Linked DNA regions of Mus musculus: region 2 is linked to region 1. The links are chromatin loops, found by intact Hi-C in ENCODE. Cell type or tissue: heart. All regions are shown on one strand. Each heading gives the region's core, and the rest is flanking DNA. Links, peaks and the distances in the headings are about the cores only.

Region 1 (7,910 bases), core at 1,975-6,974:
CCCTCCACATTCGGGCTCCCAGATGCTAGTAGCCACCATCCCATCCCATGGGCACAGGGGCATTGATGGCTCCTGACATTCTGCTATGTTCTGCAGGCAAAGAGCCCTCTCCTGAAGAGTGGAGGAGGCTGCGGTGACCTACCATAGAGCCGCAGTACCAGATGGTGGTGTTGCGTCCTATCCCAGCCCTGCCGGCTAACTGCTGTCTGTACCATTTGTGCCCCCCTTCTCTGGGCATCATCTGTAAAAGGACAGTGATAACAGTACCAATCTAATACTAATGCTACTGGTGCCCTGGGGTGGCTTTGGAGTTTAATGAGATAACACATGGAAGCTGGGTAGCCTAGCGCCCGAACTACCATAAGCATGAAAGGAAGGGATGGTAACTAAGGAGCTGTTGCTTTTCTTCCTGCTGCCTGATAGAAGGGCAACATTCAGATCAGAGTTTCTTGCCAGAGTAAGGCTTTCCCAGGCGGTGGGGGGATGCCTCGGGGGAAGGAAAGCTCTGTCCGCTGGCTTCGGAGCACAATGATGACCAGCTATTATCCAGTGTAGTCATCATGCCCACTGGTCCTTCCACTGCCATCCTAAGGACACTTGGGCAAAAGCTGCTCTTGTGTCTCGAGTCTGCACTGGGCCCTTCTGTGAAGTTGGCTCTGCTTCTTTACATATCCGCTCCTCTGGCTCACTGAGAAGAGCATCTCTACATATGGCTCAAGACAAGAGTCTTTCTGCATCCCAGAGTGAAACACAGAAGAATTCCAGGCCAATCCGCCTCTTGCCCTTTCACACAGTATAAACAAAGGGCATGTAGACTTCCACAAATTTGGCTAAAACCAGGCTTGTTTATTGATAAAATGGAAGGGCCGGTATAGGATAGATTAAAACTCAGGAAAATAGAGGTGGAGTCATCACAGTTTGGTCTTCAAAATGAAATATGTTTTTTTAAATATATATAAAAACTAAAGTTCTTAAGGCTGGGCCTGTAGTTTGGTTCACACGGGTCTGCAATATCGATTGGATAATGTTATGATTCACTTCTAGCTAGAAGTAAGAGGGCTATTCCTCTCTTTAACACACAGAGAAACTGAGGCATGGTGCGTATGGGAAAGACTAACAACTCTGGCATGCATGCACGGGATGGGATGGCAGGCTCAGAATGGATAGATAGAGTGTAGGGCACTGGGAAGATGCAGGTAGCTCTCTTACCTAGGGCAACGCTGCAGTAGTGCCTGGTCTGATTGTGATGTGTTCTCTTCAGCGATTCTGGTTCAGTGGCAACTGGTGACTGGTGTGGGGAGACTCACCAGTTTGTAAACAGTCAAATCTCACACACAAAGAAGCTGCAACTAACATGTCTGTAGAGACATGCTTACCTTCATCTATTAATCAAAGAAATGTAACTTGATGGTGTGTGTGTGTGTGTGCAAGCATGTATGATTGCACCAGCTTTTTATATGGATATTAGGGGGTACTGAGTTCTTATGCTTCTGATACAAAAGCACTTTGCCAAGTGGCTTTGAAAGCATCTAAATCCTCTACTCTGAAAGGTCTCTTCATTCTTGCTCGTTTATACAACCAATCACATGAAAATGACACGTAAGAAAAGCAACCTGTGAAGTGCTGCGAGCGAAGAATCCTAGAGCCTGTCACGGCATCAGCTGGGGGAGGCTACACTTGGCCTCCTCCAAGACCCACTGGCTAAGCTGTACCCACTACGTCAGAAAAGAAATCCTGCCAGCCCAAGCATCTTTTTAAAGTCATTCTGACAAAGTCGAATCTTTGATACATCATTCATTCATTCAACTAATGTTTCCTGGCTACTTATTCTGGTGGAAAACAAGTGAGGGAGTCTTAGTGACAAAGAATTGACAGTGTCTCCTTAGGAAGTGTCCAGAGCTGTGGGAACCTGGATCAACTTCCAAAAATCCTTCCTTATGCAAAAGGCAAAAATCCCGTGAGCTTAGTTTCCCAACCGATGAGAGGAAAGGCTCAACAATCAGGTCTTACAACCTTGAAGACTGATTCTCTTAGTCTAGGCATAGTCTTGAATAATAATTGTCCTAATGTTACAAAGATATACGCTGTTATTTGTAAAATGAAATTACATACAGAAAACACTCCTTAAGTGGGGGGTAGAAGTCCAGAGTCTTTCCCTAGGTGTCAAACAATAACTAGCCAGGTATTCATTCACCATGCCTAAGACACTGAGAAATGAATCCACACAGTCACAGTGGAAAATCGACACCTGATGTTGATGAAGGTGACCGACTTATTCATTCCTTCAGAGACTTTGCCAAGCTCCCACCCCCAACCCCCAACCTCCAGTCCTCCACCAAAAAAATAAAATAAAATAAAATTTAAAAAGTGATGGTTTTGCAGTTGGAGCTCACAGTGGCAACGTGTATGCTTGCGATGTATGGTGCTGTGTGCTTAATCGCCAGCCTCCTCCAAAAAGAAAACAGGACTTCAAACTATCCCAGTGGGATATAGAAAGGGAAGGGGGTGTGGCTCTGCACTCCCGCTAGCTATTCCTCAAGACTTGCAGATCTCTTGGAAGGTGCAAGGTGACTTCATCTCTCTGGTAACCTTACCTAACCTCCCTATGGTGCTATCCTGTGAAGTAACGCTCTCTTCCCTCCCTGCTGAGTTAGCGCACCCAGCAGCCAGTGTGAGAACCTGGCATTATTTTTAAAGCAAATTACCAACAGGTTTCCAGGCGGTGGATGGGTCCCTGTCACCTGCATTCTACAAAGTAAGGAAAGGTTTCAGCAGGAGCTGACCGGTAGGAAGCTGCAGCCTGGCTCTGAGGGTCTAGGCATCCTCTCCAAGGGGGTGGGGTGGGGTCCCAGTGTCTATTTGGTCCAGGAGGCAGCAGCCGGAGAAGGGTCTCTATGCCCCCATCAGTTGCCGCTTGGCCACACAGTATTGACGGAAAGCCCAGCCTTCCCAAATGTCAAATACTAGAATGAGAGCAAAGCTTGATTATGGGACAGAGGGATGTTGATAAGTACAAAGTTTCTTTTCACGAGAGGGGTCTAGCTCATTAGGAAAAGAGAAGTCCTGACTACGCCAGCAAATGTTTCTTTAACTATTCTGATCTTTCTCAAGGAGGTTCGAAATTCCCAAAGCAACCTCATTGTTCAACCTCATGGTAGGCTTCAAGTGACTTTACAAGAAGAGAACAAGAGGAGGCAACAGGGGGAGATTGAATTAGACTTCCTGTCTCCTGAGCCCTCATTTTGAAGTTAGGCATTTTGTTTTACAGAAGGCCGACTAGTGAACGTGGTTCTGGAGAAGATGGAGGTGGGGAAGGGAGCGGTCTGGAAGGAGCAGGCAGGGTGCTGCAGAGGGCTAAAGAACACCGGGGTTAGAGCGGTGGGGGGCGTTGAGGGAGGGGGCTATAAAAATAGACAAGGGAGAGAGAAGGGAATGGAAGAGGTCTGTTTGTTTATTTTTCTAGCATTTGCCATTCCAAAGGCTCGCTGGAGTAACTTCCTTCCCTGGCTGGCTGAGGCCCAACCTTAGGAAAGTCTCAGATCTTTTGGAAAGAAAGATTTGGACAACAATGTTGCTTTATCTGGGAGAGTAGCTCCTTTGCCCCTGAGATGCAGAAATTTGCTTTTGATGTTATTACCCTGGCCTTAAGTTTCTCTATCCCTGGCAGCCCAGGGCTGTGCTCCCTGCTTTTGCAGGGCAGCTCGGGACAAAAGGGGGCTTTCTGCGGCTGTTGCTGCCTTTTCCTGGATCCCACTGCTATCTGGGCACCCTGAAGATGCGAGGGCAGGGAAAGGAAAACATGTTCTGAAGGTCCTATCTCCTGACACTCATGAGAGAAAAACAACACTTCTCTAACTTACTCCCCAAATAGACACCACCGGGGATGTTCTGCCAAGGAGTGATTCGAAAGTGTGTTCCTAAGTGAAATGTAAGCTTGGCCCAGTGCCCAGCCCTCTGCTGTATTTTGCACAGAGAGCTGCAGGCTGGCGGACCAAAGAAACACATTGCTCTCCACGTGACTGCAAAACCAGGCAGCCCAAGCAGATTTCTTTGTGTTAATAGAATGTGATCTCTAGACTGTACATACACACTGACTGCCCTGGGAAAACACGAAGGACCAGAGAAACTCAGGGCCCTGGCTAGCAAGAGGCGGCGATGCTAACTAAGCCATGACATGAAGGTCTGGGAATGTTGAAATGAGAACCCAGAGGGAAAGACACGTCGGGGACTCCAGAGAGTGTTACTGAAGCAGTAAGGGGGTCACCTACAGAACCCCATGAAATATGGTGTTCATGTGCCCACCCCCCCACCGTGATCCCCACACCCAATTCCTCAATGGACACTTTCTCGAAGTTTATCCATAAGACTGGAGTTATCTGTTGCCCAAACTGAACTGGTCCCAAACATGGTGAAAGATTGACTGCAGGTTACAGAATTTATTCTGACCTTGTGTATGGTATGGCCAGTAAATATCTCTCTGCTCTTTCACCCAAGGGAGACTCAGGCAAAGGTGGTCAGCTTCTGCGAGGGAGAACAACAACGAGATCTACATCACGAACATTCTAAACAATCATCTTTGGAAGACTAGAATTTTCTGGAACCTACCTTTCTTTGCAGACAGCACCCCCCCCCCCCCAGTTATCACCATGGCTTTGACCTCTACAGACCTCAGACGGGATCGAGTGCTTGGTGTTGGGGGGGGGGGGCTGTCAGTCTACACGTTTGGAGGGAGTTAACAGACTGAGGAGGGAGGGGGGACAGCAGCCCCCTTTGCTGTACACTGGGTCTACTAATTTCAACAGATTAGATTTTTAATTGCAATGCCTTTCAAATTTCACAGCACCCTGCGGTCAACTTAAATCCCCCAATTTGCAAAGTGTGTTGGTTGAAACAAAAGGTGGAGCGAGCGAGCGAGCAAGCGATCGGCAGCGGGACCCCAGGGTACGTCTGAACCTCTCGGGCTGTGGCTAGAGAATTTGGAGCTTTCTATGACTGTCTGTGAAAATCCTCTGGCTAAAGAGAGTCAACACACTCAGACAAAGCTGTCCCTCCATCAGCCTCCCCTCTTCTGAGTAGCCCAGTCCCAGGGCTTCAGGTTCCCTGAGCAGGCAATCAGCCATAACCAACTAATTAATCAGCAAGATCGACTGAGTTGAAGAGCACCTCGAAGACCCAGGTGAGCCTTCACCTGGGTTAATCTGCAAACGGACTAATCAGCCTCGGGGTAATTGAAAGTTAATTGTATGCAAAGCTCAAGTGCAGCCACTGGAAAACACAGGAAGCAGAAGGAACAAAGGAAGTCAGGGGTTACTCCGTGGGTGGGTGAGGTCCTTCACGGATTCTTTTCGTGGTTCTTCATAGACAGTGTGTGGCCTCTGGCCCCTTCTCCCAACACTGCCCAGCACACTTCCGAATCCACCCCTTGTGACACAGCGACCAGGAGCCCACGGAGCACGTAGTAAAAGCACAATAGAACACAGGTGTAGACATCCTATTGGTACCCATTCACAGGCTTAAAGGAAGATGGCTCTGAGACATTTGGCTGGCTATGAAAAACACATTAAGAGCTGCAAAAAGCACTCCTCACCCCCTCCACTTTTTTTTTTTTTAAATCTGAACCGCTCAACATCACTGGAGAAAGCAGATCAACAGTACAAAAGCATAAATCGCATTCCAGAGCTGGAGAGAAACAGACCTCAGATGCTCTGCTCCTCGGCACGGATAACTGAGAGGCAGCCCCAATTTTAAACAGACTGGCAAAGTCTCCAGAGCCATCCCTGGACGCCTACCAAGGAACTTGTGTCCAGGGAATTTGGAGTCACGACCTCTGGCCACAGCCCGGCAAGGTCTGTGGTTTGTGGTTGCCTCTGCTGGGCCAGGGGGCACCTTGCCTGGTCGTCATTGGAGTTTCTGTGGAATTACATGTAGAATTCCCAGCTTTCTTGATCTTGCAGCTCCTGTCTTGTGACTGTGGAGCAGGATCAACAGACTTCCTTTCTTCCATTCTGTCTGCTCACTTAACTAGAATGAGCCTTCCCCCAAGAGAATAAAACAGAACCTGCCAGAGGGCTGGAAAAACATTTTTCCAGGACACCGGAAACAAGACTGGCCCCAATCCTTGATCTGCTGCCTGGTGGAGGGTACATATCCATCCCTAAAGGAGCTTCCAACATGCCTTGAAGGGACAGCACTTATGTGACACTGGTCCTACCACACCTAAGCATGGCAGACATTACTAATTAGTCCCAGAACTCTTTCCATGGATCAGGTCTGAGCCTCATCATCTTTCAGGATGACATTCTAGACTATGAGCTGAAACTTACATCATGAGCAGTCCCAGAAGCCGGCATTCAGACACACCAAGGAGCTAAAGCCCAGATGGAAAAACTTGCCGTCAAAAGAGGTAGCTGTGGCCTTGGAGGTGTTTCACACACACACACCCCTGCCTTGTATGCTGTCTGGCTGACAAACCACTGCTCACATAGCCAACCCTCGGAGCAGTAATTCCAGACAGATAAGTGGGGTTCGGAGTCGCTCTGGAATGTTGAAGGAACCAGTGGTTCTCATATGCAGAATCAAGAATCGTTGCTTTCAACCCGTTTTAATTGTCTGCCTACCTCAAATGGTGTCAAACGCCTGGCACTGACGCTTTCGTTTTAACCACCATAATCTCTTCTGAATGGCAAGTGGTCAGCTTCTCAGTCCACCTCCTCGGCACCATGACTCCAGGAGGCTTTAAAACAAGGATTTTTTTTTCTAGCCCCATGTTTGAAAAAAATAGTGTTAAAAGTTCCTAGGAGTCTTAACACACAGAGTCATAAAGCTACAACCAGTACCTTCATTTCACAGACAACAACAGTGGGGACCTTGAGTATAGCGGTCACCTGTCCAAAAACACACACCCTCATCCTGCCACAGTCCCTGCCAAGCCTAGATTGGCTGATTCCAAGTTCTTCGTTCTTCATGGCTAAGGCTACCTTTGAAGTGGTTTTGTCACATGTTTCCCCTGTTGCTGTTTCAGATCCCGTGGCAATAATAAAGCCAACCCAATTTGAACTTTGCATTGAGTTTTGTTGGGTCCACTTTTTAACTGACTATCTAACATCTGTGACACATCCACGAGGACAACAGACATTGTTCTCATTTTATAGACGTAGAAGCAAAACCCAGAGAGGTGCTGTGGTGGTTTGAATAGGTTTGGGCCTCACAGGCTCCTGTGTTTGAATGCTTGGCCCATGGGGACTGGCGCTATTAGGAGGTATGGCCTTGCTGGAGGAAGTGGGTCACTGTGGAGGTGGGTATTGAGGTTATATATGCTCAAGCTACACACATGCACACAGTCCCTTTCTGCTGCCTTTGGATCAAGATGGAGAATTCTCATCTCCTTCTCCTGCACCCTGTCTGCCTGGACACTGCCGCCATGCTTCTTGCCATGATGATAATGGACTAGGCCTCTGACGCTGTAAGCCAGCCCCAATTAAACGCTGTCCTTTATTAGAGTTGCCGTGGTCATGTTGTCTCTTCACAGCAATAAAACCCTAACTAAGACAAGTAGCTAGCATGAGAGGATACTTGTGAACTAGTCACACCGGAAAAGTACACATGCCATCTCTTCATTGTACCCAAGCAAGTACTGGGGAAGTTGTGAAGACTCAGCCTTAGCAGCCTGCAGCGGATACTCCAAAGCAAGGAACCACAAATGCATGGTCGAGAGTCTCATTTAAACAACAGACTCTGACTCTGACTTAAAATGACAGTTGCAAGTCCTAAGTAGACACAGCCCCAGCAACCCTCATGGCGATCTGTGAGCAGGCCACCATGTCTAGATGAGAAGCCCGGGGCTTAGAATGGGATCAACATTTCACGGCTTCCGGCAAGAGCTCTCATTTCAAACCCAGTCTAATTTGGTG
Region 2 (7,910 bases), core at 1,654-6,653, 150 kb after region 1:
GGCTACAAAGACTAGCGTACACCTAATCAGACTAAAATTTTCAGCAGCTCAGAAGAGACATGTAGGAAAGGGAAGGCTTTCCCATCATTTCCTACTACAGTTAAATCTAGCCCATGAATTGTGTCTGATTAGTCAAATTTAGCTCAGACATAAATCTTGGTTGTAAATTTAAAAACCAGTCCAAGCTTTAGCGGATGGCATCTCTGCATCTTAACAAGTGTTCCTGGTCCAGCTTAGCTCTCAGCTCCTGCTCCAGGTCCGCTGCTGGGTGAACACTTCTGACGACTGACGGGTTTTAATTGCCCGTGGCCTGGAGATCTGCATTATGGTAGTCATCAGCTTATCTCGCAATAATTTGTCATTGGAGTTTGTTAAAGACAAAGACAATGGCTTCTACTCCCAAAGATAAAAATAAAGGTAGAGTTAAAAATTCAGAAACTGCATGAACAAAATCTGCACTTCTATTTGGGAAGCAGCACATAATTAGTTACTTTGAAAGAAAACTTCAAGATGATGAGAGGCAAGGCGCCACACACATGTAATTTTTCTTTTAGGGTCTTTAGTCTGAACAAGTGAGCTTGTGCAAAGCTCTGTAAAGGCGATTAGATGCAACAACGAAGCTGCTTCAGACAGGCAGCAAGACTCACTTCATCTTGATACATTTTTTCTTATCTTTGAATAACAAAAGAGCTACGAGGTTGGGAGGAGTGCAGTGGAGGGGAAACTGTGGTTGGATGTAATGTATGAGAGCAGGTTGTATTTTCAATAAAATAATATGTTGTCTATTGAATTTATATATATATATATACATATATATATATATACATACATACATACACACACACACACATATATATGTTTTTTTTAAAGGGTCAATGTGTTTCCTACGGAAGTCTTTGGGGGTTGATGTACTGCAAGATACTTAGAAAAACCTGAAATGTTCTGTTTCCTCAAGTTAATGCCAATTCACCAACTACTTAAGGAGAGAGAGAGAGAGAGAGAGAGAGAGCGAGAGAGAGCTTTAAAGAAAAGTGTATTTTACAAGTACACACCACAGAACCTTGCAGTATCTTACCAATACAGACAGGTCCAAGGTCAAAAAACTTATATTGCAGAGTCAGGATAGACTATTTTCAATGAAGGCCAAGGTTAACAAAAGTCTTTATTGATTACTCTTATTTTTTTTTATCTGTTACTTAAAAAAAAATATTTTCTCCTGAGTAAAAAAGGAGAGGAACAAACTGCTGCAAACACTTCAAATCAAGGGGGGATTTTGGACACATTGTAAAGCAGAACTGCTGCACCCCGAGATCCCATTACGTTTGATGGGGAGAGCTTATTCTCCGTTCCAGCCATGAAGCCAGGAAAGGCTTCCATCTTTGTTGGCCATTTTCTGCTGTTTAATACTATTTGACCAGTTGTTTTAAACCAAAAGGCTAGCAAGACCATCTCTCTTAATCGTCCTTTTACTTAAAGACACTGAGCTTAAAATAAATGTCAAGCCGGGCGTGGTGGTGCATGCTTTTAGTCCTAGCACTCGGGAGGCAGAGGCAGGTGGATTTCTGAGTTTGAGGCCAGCCTGGTCTACAAAGTGAGGTCCAGGAAAGCCAGGGCTACCCAGAGAAACCCTGTCTCGAAAAACCAAAAAAAGAAAAAAAAATGTCAAGCCTTTCAGGAAACAGAGAGAAGAAACCTGTTCTCCCACAGAATCTTCATCAGTGAAACTTTTGCACTTAAGTTTAGTCTCAGAACCACTTTTATCACCACGTCTGCACACGGCACACACACAGTGCTGTGTGGATCCCCAAGGGACATATTACTGTTAACGGCCCATCCAGCCATTTGGTTATCATTATATAGTTAATGGATTTTTAGGATAATAACTCTGATACAGACAATAAAATGCCTTAATTAGTTTATCATCCTCTTTTCTCTGAGACGAGATCCAGGCCATATCTGACTTTATGAGGGGGCACGGTGCCATGCCGCTCTGAAACTGGGTTCCTGCTTTCTTGGTTCTAGGAGCCCAAGGTAGCTTCTAATCTAGATTGCATGTGCAAATGAAACTCATTTATAGTGATTTTAAATAAAGAAAAATGGCAACGCCACAGGATATCATGGGAGCAATAGATAACAAATAGCAAACGAGATGTGAAACTTTGCAAAGAAACAAAATGGCACATAGGGGAGATCCGGCATCATGATGGTTGGAAAGGTGGGAAGAAGATGGGATCAACTTTGTTTTTTAAAAAAGTATTGATGTGTGTGTACATTCCTGTGTGAGGGCATGCATTTGTTACTGCATGTCTGTGAAGGTCAGATCAGACGGCAACCCTTAGGGGTTTGGTTGGTCCTTTCGTTCCTCGATACTCCAGGCAGGATCTCTAGTTTGCTGCTATAGTGTTTTGTTTTGTTTTTTTTTTTTTTAAACAGCAAACCAGGTACATATATTCTTCTCTTACATTAAAGACATTAACAGTTAAAAACGGATTGTACTGTATTTATCACCATAGACCCGTATTCTTTAGAAACTTTGGAAAATAAATGTCATAGTCCCACAGGACAAATCTTCTGATTAGACTGTCAGTATATATATTTTTTCTCTTTTTAAATAAATTTTTATCAAAATGGCACGTGTCTGCCAATCTCTCAGACTTGTCACTGCTGTAAATAGGTGACCATCGCCTTGGCCACTGTGCCTCTGTTCAGGCCTCGAGGGCAGGCAGTGGAGGGCGAGAGACACTGTGGAGACCTAGCAGCCATTTGCCCTGGGGCTGCAGGGCGCATGGCATCCCTTAGAACTCAACATTAGTGACAGCTTCTTAGGGCCAGGCTTTATAACCCAGTGGAAATGGTGTGGCTTTCATGCTCAGAGCCTTCACGGCTAGATGGAGCCCACTGGTCTCACTGAGAATCAGAGGGGAAAAAGAAGTAAACTGGACGAGCAAACAAATTAAAGTGTTTGAAAGCCCCGAGAGTTCATAGACTGGTTTTAGGACATTTTGTTGTTGTTTTGGTTTTTTGCTTTTAGGAAATGGGACTCTCAGTGAGCAGCTTATAGGTTTGGCAAACCATGTTTTCTACACTGGGATCTCATACAGGCCTGCAGCTCAAAATGCAAGTCTGACATCTGGGACGGAAGGCATCCTGGAAAACGAAGGATCTAATAAAACCAAAGACGTCTCATGTTCGATGCTGGTTGTCACAGAAGGGCTGGGCATCTGTTGGCCTGAGTGTAGCTGGTCTCGTGTGAATCCAACTTGGTACACAATTGCTAAACAATACAACAGGTCAAGCAAAGTACATGGTGCGCAGTGTGTCCCGGTGGGCCTGGACCGCCTTGGCCAGCGCTTGGTGATCTCGTCCGTTGCTTCATCATGTTCTTTATCCACCAGGTGGTACCTGGCTCGGAAGGCCACCAAGTGAGCATAGTAGGCTGGTGCAGATATTGACACAGAGCGTGTGCAGCACGGGTAGGTGTGACACAGCTAGTGGGAAGGATGGCTTGTCCCCTGGGTGCAGCATGACTACACAGGTAGAAGTCAAGCTCAGTGGGGTGGGTGATATTCCTGTGCCTGCTGGAATGTTTCCACTCTTTCCAACCCGCTCGTTTTTGTCTGTGTAGAAGAGGTGTGTGTGGTGCTGCTTTTGCACCACGATGAACGTGATCCCTGGCTGAGAGTCCTTCTCCAGCTTTATGCAGGCCTCTCTGATGGCCAGGAGCTCATGATGGAAAAACTGCCAGAACTGGCCCTTGGGGACGCCGTCTCAGTAGAAGACGATGCGGGTGGGCTTGACGCATGTAGGTTTGTAGGACTGAATGCGCAGCTCTCACGCCGTGCTGCTATAGTTTTTACACTGGGATCAGTTGCCTGCAAGTTTCTAGAAGATTCTCTTATTTCGCATCCCATCTCACTGTAAGAGTGCTAGGATCACAGAACCATTGTCCTGTCTAGTTCGTCCATGGGCTCTGTGGACCTCAACTCTGAGTCAGATTTGTCCAGCGGGCACTTTTACTCATCAAATTGACTCCCTGGCCTGGCAACTCTGCTTGCATGGTGGGTATTGGAACAGAAAAGCTTCCCCACTTTATGGGAGAGAGGCAGAGACAAATCAGAGAACTCATTCGGGTCATGTAACTCCTAACAGCCAGATGTGGGATTTGAACATTAGCCATATGGGTCTTGAGTTATTAACCACTATACCTTTAAAATACAACATCATCATCAACAACAACAACAACAACAACAAGACCTGTAAAAGTGTTTTGAAAAGTAGAAATCAAGGGCCAAAGATTTCAAACCATAACTCCCTCTTGGTGGTGGTCCAGGCCCAAGTGTTTCTAATGGTTTATTCTATTCTGTAGTCTTTCAACAAAAAGTCTAACACCACTCATATGTCAGCAGGAGACAGAGTAAAAATATTGCTGGCCTAAGCTTTTCCTTCTTATCTTAGCAATTCTCAATTTAGAAGAGAGTGTGAATGCAGAGAATGTCAACTTGTTGACAGCTCTCAGAGCACAGCTCTCCAGAGTCCCAGGAATTTGGACCTGGGCACGAGTTTGTTAAAATCTAGTAGCTTTTAGCATATGCTATAGATAACAGTGTAGGTTCAGGTGACCCTTATAAAGCTTTTTTATTTTTGAGTTTATATACTTATGACATGTGGTATATTTTGACACGTACACATGTAGTGTAATAATGCGTTTGTCCCTTTTTGAACCGTATGTGTGGAAGCATCTGGAACGCAGCCTTTCAATATGCAGCCTTCTATAACGTCTTCCTTGATCTTGCTAACTTTTACATCACGGTTACACAGCTGATATTTATAAATGAGTTTCCAGCAGATACCGAAATGCCTTATGAATCACAGGAGATTGAACTGACATTGGAAACAGCACTGGTGAAGCGTATTGCTGCCCTTCGCCATCTACAGGAACTGGGCTCTGACAGATAGGTCAAGATGCTTACGCTCGCGGTCCAGCCTTTCTCATGTGGTCTCCTGGATCTCAGCATTTAGCACTGATAATCGTTCCTCAGGAATTCTCTCCTTTTTAGTATCCCCTACCCAGTAATCAGCTCTTCATTTAATTCTGCCAGCTTGAGTGCTCCCATCTGGATCCTCTACTGTCTCTTCTGAGCTGTCTCTGAGGACTTCTCCTTCTGTCACATCCGTTCTCTGGGTGTCAGGGCTTCAGCTATCACAGACACACACCTCTTCTCTCATCCAGAGCTCCACAGCCTGAGCCTGCTCCCAACCCTCACTACACATCTACCAACTCCTCAGTGTTTCACCTACTTGGGCTCCTTCTTCCTGAAAAATGTCTTTTTATTTGCTGACATCCTTGATTGATAAGAGTTTGGAAACCTCCATGGATCCAGCTTCTCTTTCAGTTGTTATGCGCTCTGGCACGAGCACTCCCGAGACGCTGCTGATGTATTTACTCCCTAGTCCTCACCGATGATGGCTAAGGTCCAGTCTGCATCCCTCCTGGTGATAAAGTGGTTCTAATGGGAAGATGAAGCATTGGGTGGCAAGCAAGTCCTGTTAGAAAAAGCGAGGGACTGACAGTCATGATGGTGATCAAAAGGTGGCATGGGATGAGGGAATGGAATGGAGGCAGAAGCTTTGTGGAAGAAGGGGATTTCATTATGGGCAGGTGGAGGGCCACGGCCACAGGTTTGGTATAAGAGTGGGCTTAGCATGTCTGAAGGACTACAGAAAGATGACTATGGCTAGGAGATACAGTCGGGGTGACAAGCATATCAACTAGCTGTTAAGGCACCGGATGAAGAACCTAGTAAGAGTCAATCAACAGCCTACTCCTGCGCAGACAGAACTTCCCAAAGCATAGCTCTAATTACACCCGTTCTTTGCTCAAAAGCGCCAGTAGCTCCTCACTGTCTACTAAGCAAAAAGCCTTCATAACACTTTGCCAGGTGTTTACAAAGGTTCACAGCCAACTCCTAACTTATTTTCAATTACTTCCTTTTATTATTTGTGCTGAAGACGAAGGCTTGAAAAATGATAGTCTAGGACCAAATCTGGCCCATCACCCATTTTTTTTTAAATGAAGTTTTATTGGAACACACCTTATCAATTTCTTATTACCAATGACTGCTTTCCTGCTACAATGGAAGAATTGAGTGGTTGCAACACAGGCACAGGGCCTTTTTTTTTTTTTTAAGGTCATCAAACCTAAAAGATAATTTGCTGAATCAAATTGTAAGCAAACTAATTTTAAAAAATTTCTTCCTTGTTTCTAACCTTACATTTTATCCTGTTACTTTATGTCACTCCTTTCTTTTACACAGCAATTCCTGTTTTCTGCCTTCATGAACCTCCATTCGATTCGTCCTTCAAGGACCATCTACTCCTCTCCATGAACCTTCCTTCTGTTCCCAGGATAAGTACAACGATGCCTCTGAAGCTGTTCCCTCCCTGGTCCACAGAACCTAGGCTCTGTCATATTATATACGAAGGATGGTCATTTGACCTGAAACTAGAAGGTCTGCATTTGCTCAATGTGATGGCGAAGAGTCTTACAACTGGGGGCCAGCAGCAGAAGGTCCAGCACTGGAATGAAGAAGTGCTGTGTAAAAAGCCGCACTTGACCAGCTGGCTGTGAAGATGGAAAGGCAGTGTAAGTAGCTAGAGAGTCTAGAAGAGGAAAAATCAAAAACCCAAACCAATCAAACAAGAAATCCCCAGGAACTTCCAGAAGAGCAGGAAGCTTCCCTGAATCTCAATTTTAGCCTAGAGAGACCCATTTTGAACTACAGGCTTTTAGAACTGTATGGGAATATATCTGTATTGTTTGAAGACACCAAGTTTGTGGTAACTTGAGATAGCATTTACGGGAGACAGATGTTATTTCTCTCCTTTCCAATCCATGAACACCTGAGACTCTTCAGTGTCTCTTCTACGCTATAGCTGTATTGTTTTCATACATACTTTGATTCTGTCCATACATGGCTAGCTCCCCAAGGGACAGAAGCATATAGCTCATTTTACCCTTGCATCTGTTATGACGACAACCACAGGTGCCTTGTCCAGAGTAAGGTATCAAGAAATGGTAGCTAATGGATGCTTAGTATGTTTGAAAATTTGAAATGCACAATGTCCAAGAAAGCAATTAGGAATAATGAAAGAGGGTATTTGTTAAAACTTCACAACCTGCTAATAATGAGGTATAAAGCTCAGGCACTCATGGGGGCCAAACACAAATGAATAATGCTAAAATGCTGCTTCCAGTGGGGGGTTTTCAGAGAAGGACGCTGAGGACAAAAGGAATACAAGATAAGGGCATTTGAATTACTGTCAGATTATAAAAGGTTTGCACCTTCATCCATCCTGCCAGTATCATTTGGGAACCTGACAGGCTGGTGGCACCTTCGAGCTCTGCAGCAAAAGCTCAGATAAAGCGACAGACAGCTCTGCAGACCAAGAAGAAATAAAGAGGACCGGGTAATGACTCACTTTCATATTAGGGCTTTTCCTTTATAAGAGCACATCAGTCCTTTCTGTATGTGCACAGTGGAGTTGTCTGTTTCCTTGTATACAAAGAGTCGCCCTTTCCCCCCAGGTGGTAAGAAGGGTGTGTCCGTGCAGGGAAAGGTGACTTTTACCGGCTCTGGGTGAGATGACTCCCTAAGGAGTTCATTCACCAATCACTGAGCATCAGGCATGTGTCAAGTGCCGTGACAGGTGCTGGAGGACTGAGCTGACTGAGACACTGTCACATGGTGAGGTGGAAGGCTGTGTCTCTGGGGACGATTCATGACAGCATTTCTCACACAGCAGCGGCTGTCTGCTTCTGGAGGCTGTGGTCTTAATTAAACCCGGAGAGCCTACTCTCCTCCTCTCACACCTCCCTCGGTTACACAGAGAGGAACACAGAGGGTGTTTGT

What was found. A loop is a pair of places that touch in the nucleus more often than their neighbours do. Peaks named below come from ENCODE experiments on the same cell type or tissue, not always from the same donor. Only the 100,000 strongest peaks of a DNase experiment are listed, where the experiment ranks them.
Region 2: it touches region 1 in a loop (2.6-fold over the local background); 2 of 42 quality-filtered maps call a loop at or near these places.

What each region holds. Positions count from the first base shown.
Region 1 is chr11:90,365,845-90,373,754 of GRCm38, forward strand. All of the region lies in intron 2 of Hlf (hepatic leukemia factor), which reads right to left. Among named protein-coding and RNA genes, the nearest start is that of Hlf, 21 kb to the right of the region's middle. In heart, for the core only: no CTCF peak of the experiment used is centred there; DNase peaks (open chromatin) are centred at 2,687, 3,437, 3,947, 6,057 and 1 weaker place; H3K4me3 peaks cover 1,650 bases; H3K27ac peaks cover 3,065 bases.
Region 2 is chr11:90,513,486-90,521,395 of GRCm38, forward strand. All of the region lies in intron 16 of Stxbp4 (syntaxin binding protein 4), which reads right to left. It also overlaps the pseudogene Gm11511. Among named protein-coding and RNA genes, the nearest start is that of Gm34850, 45 kb to the left of the region's middle. In heart, for the core only: no CTCF peak of the experiment used is centred there; no DNase peak of the experiment used is centred there; H3K27ac peaks cover 1,598 bases.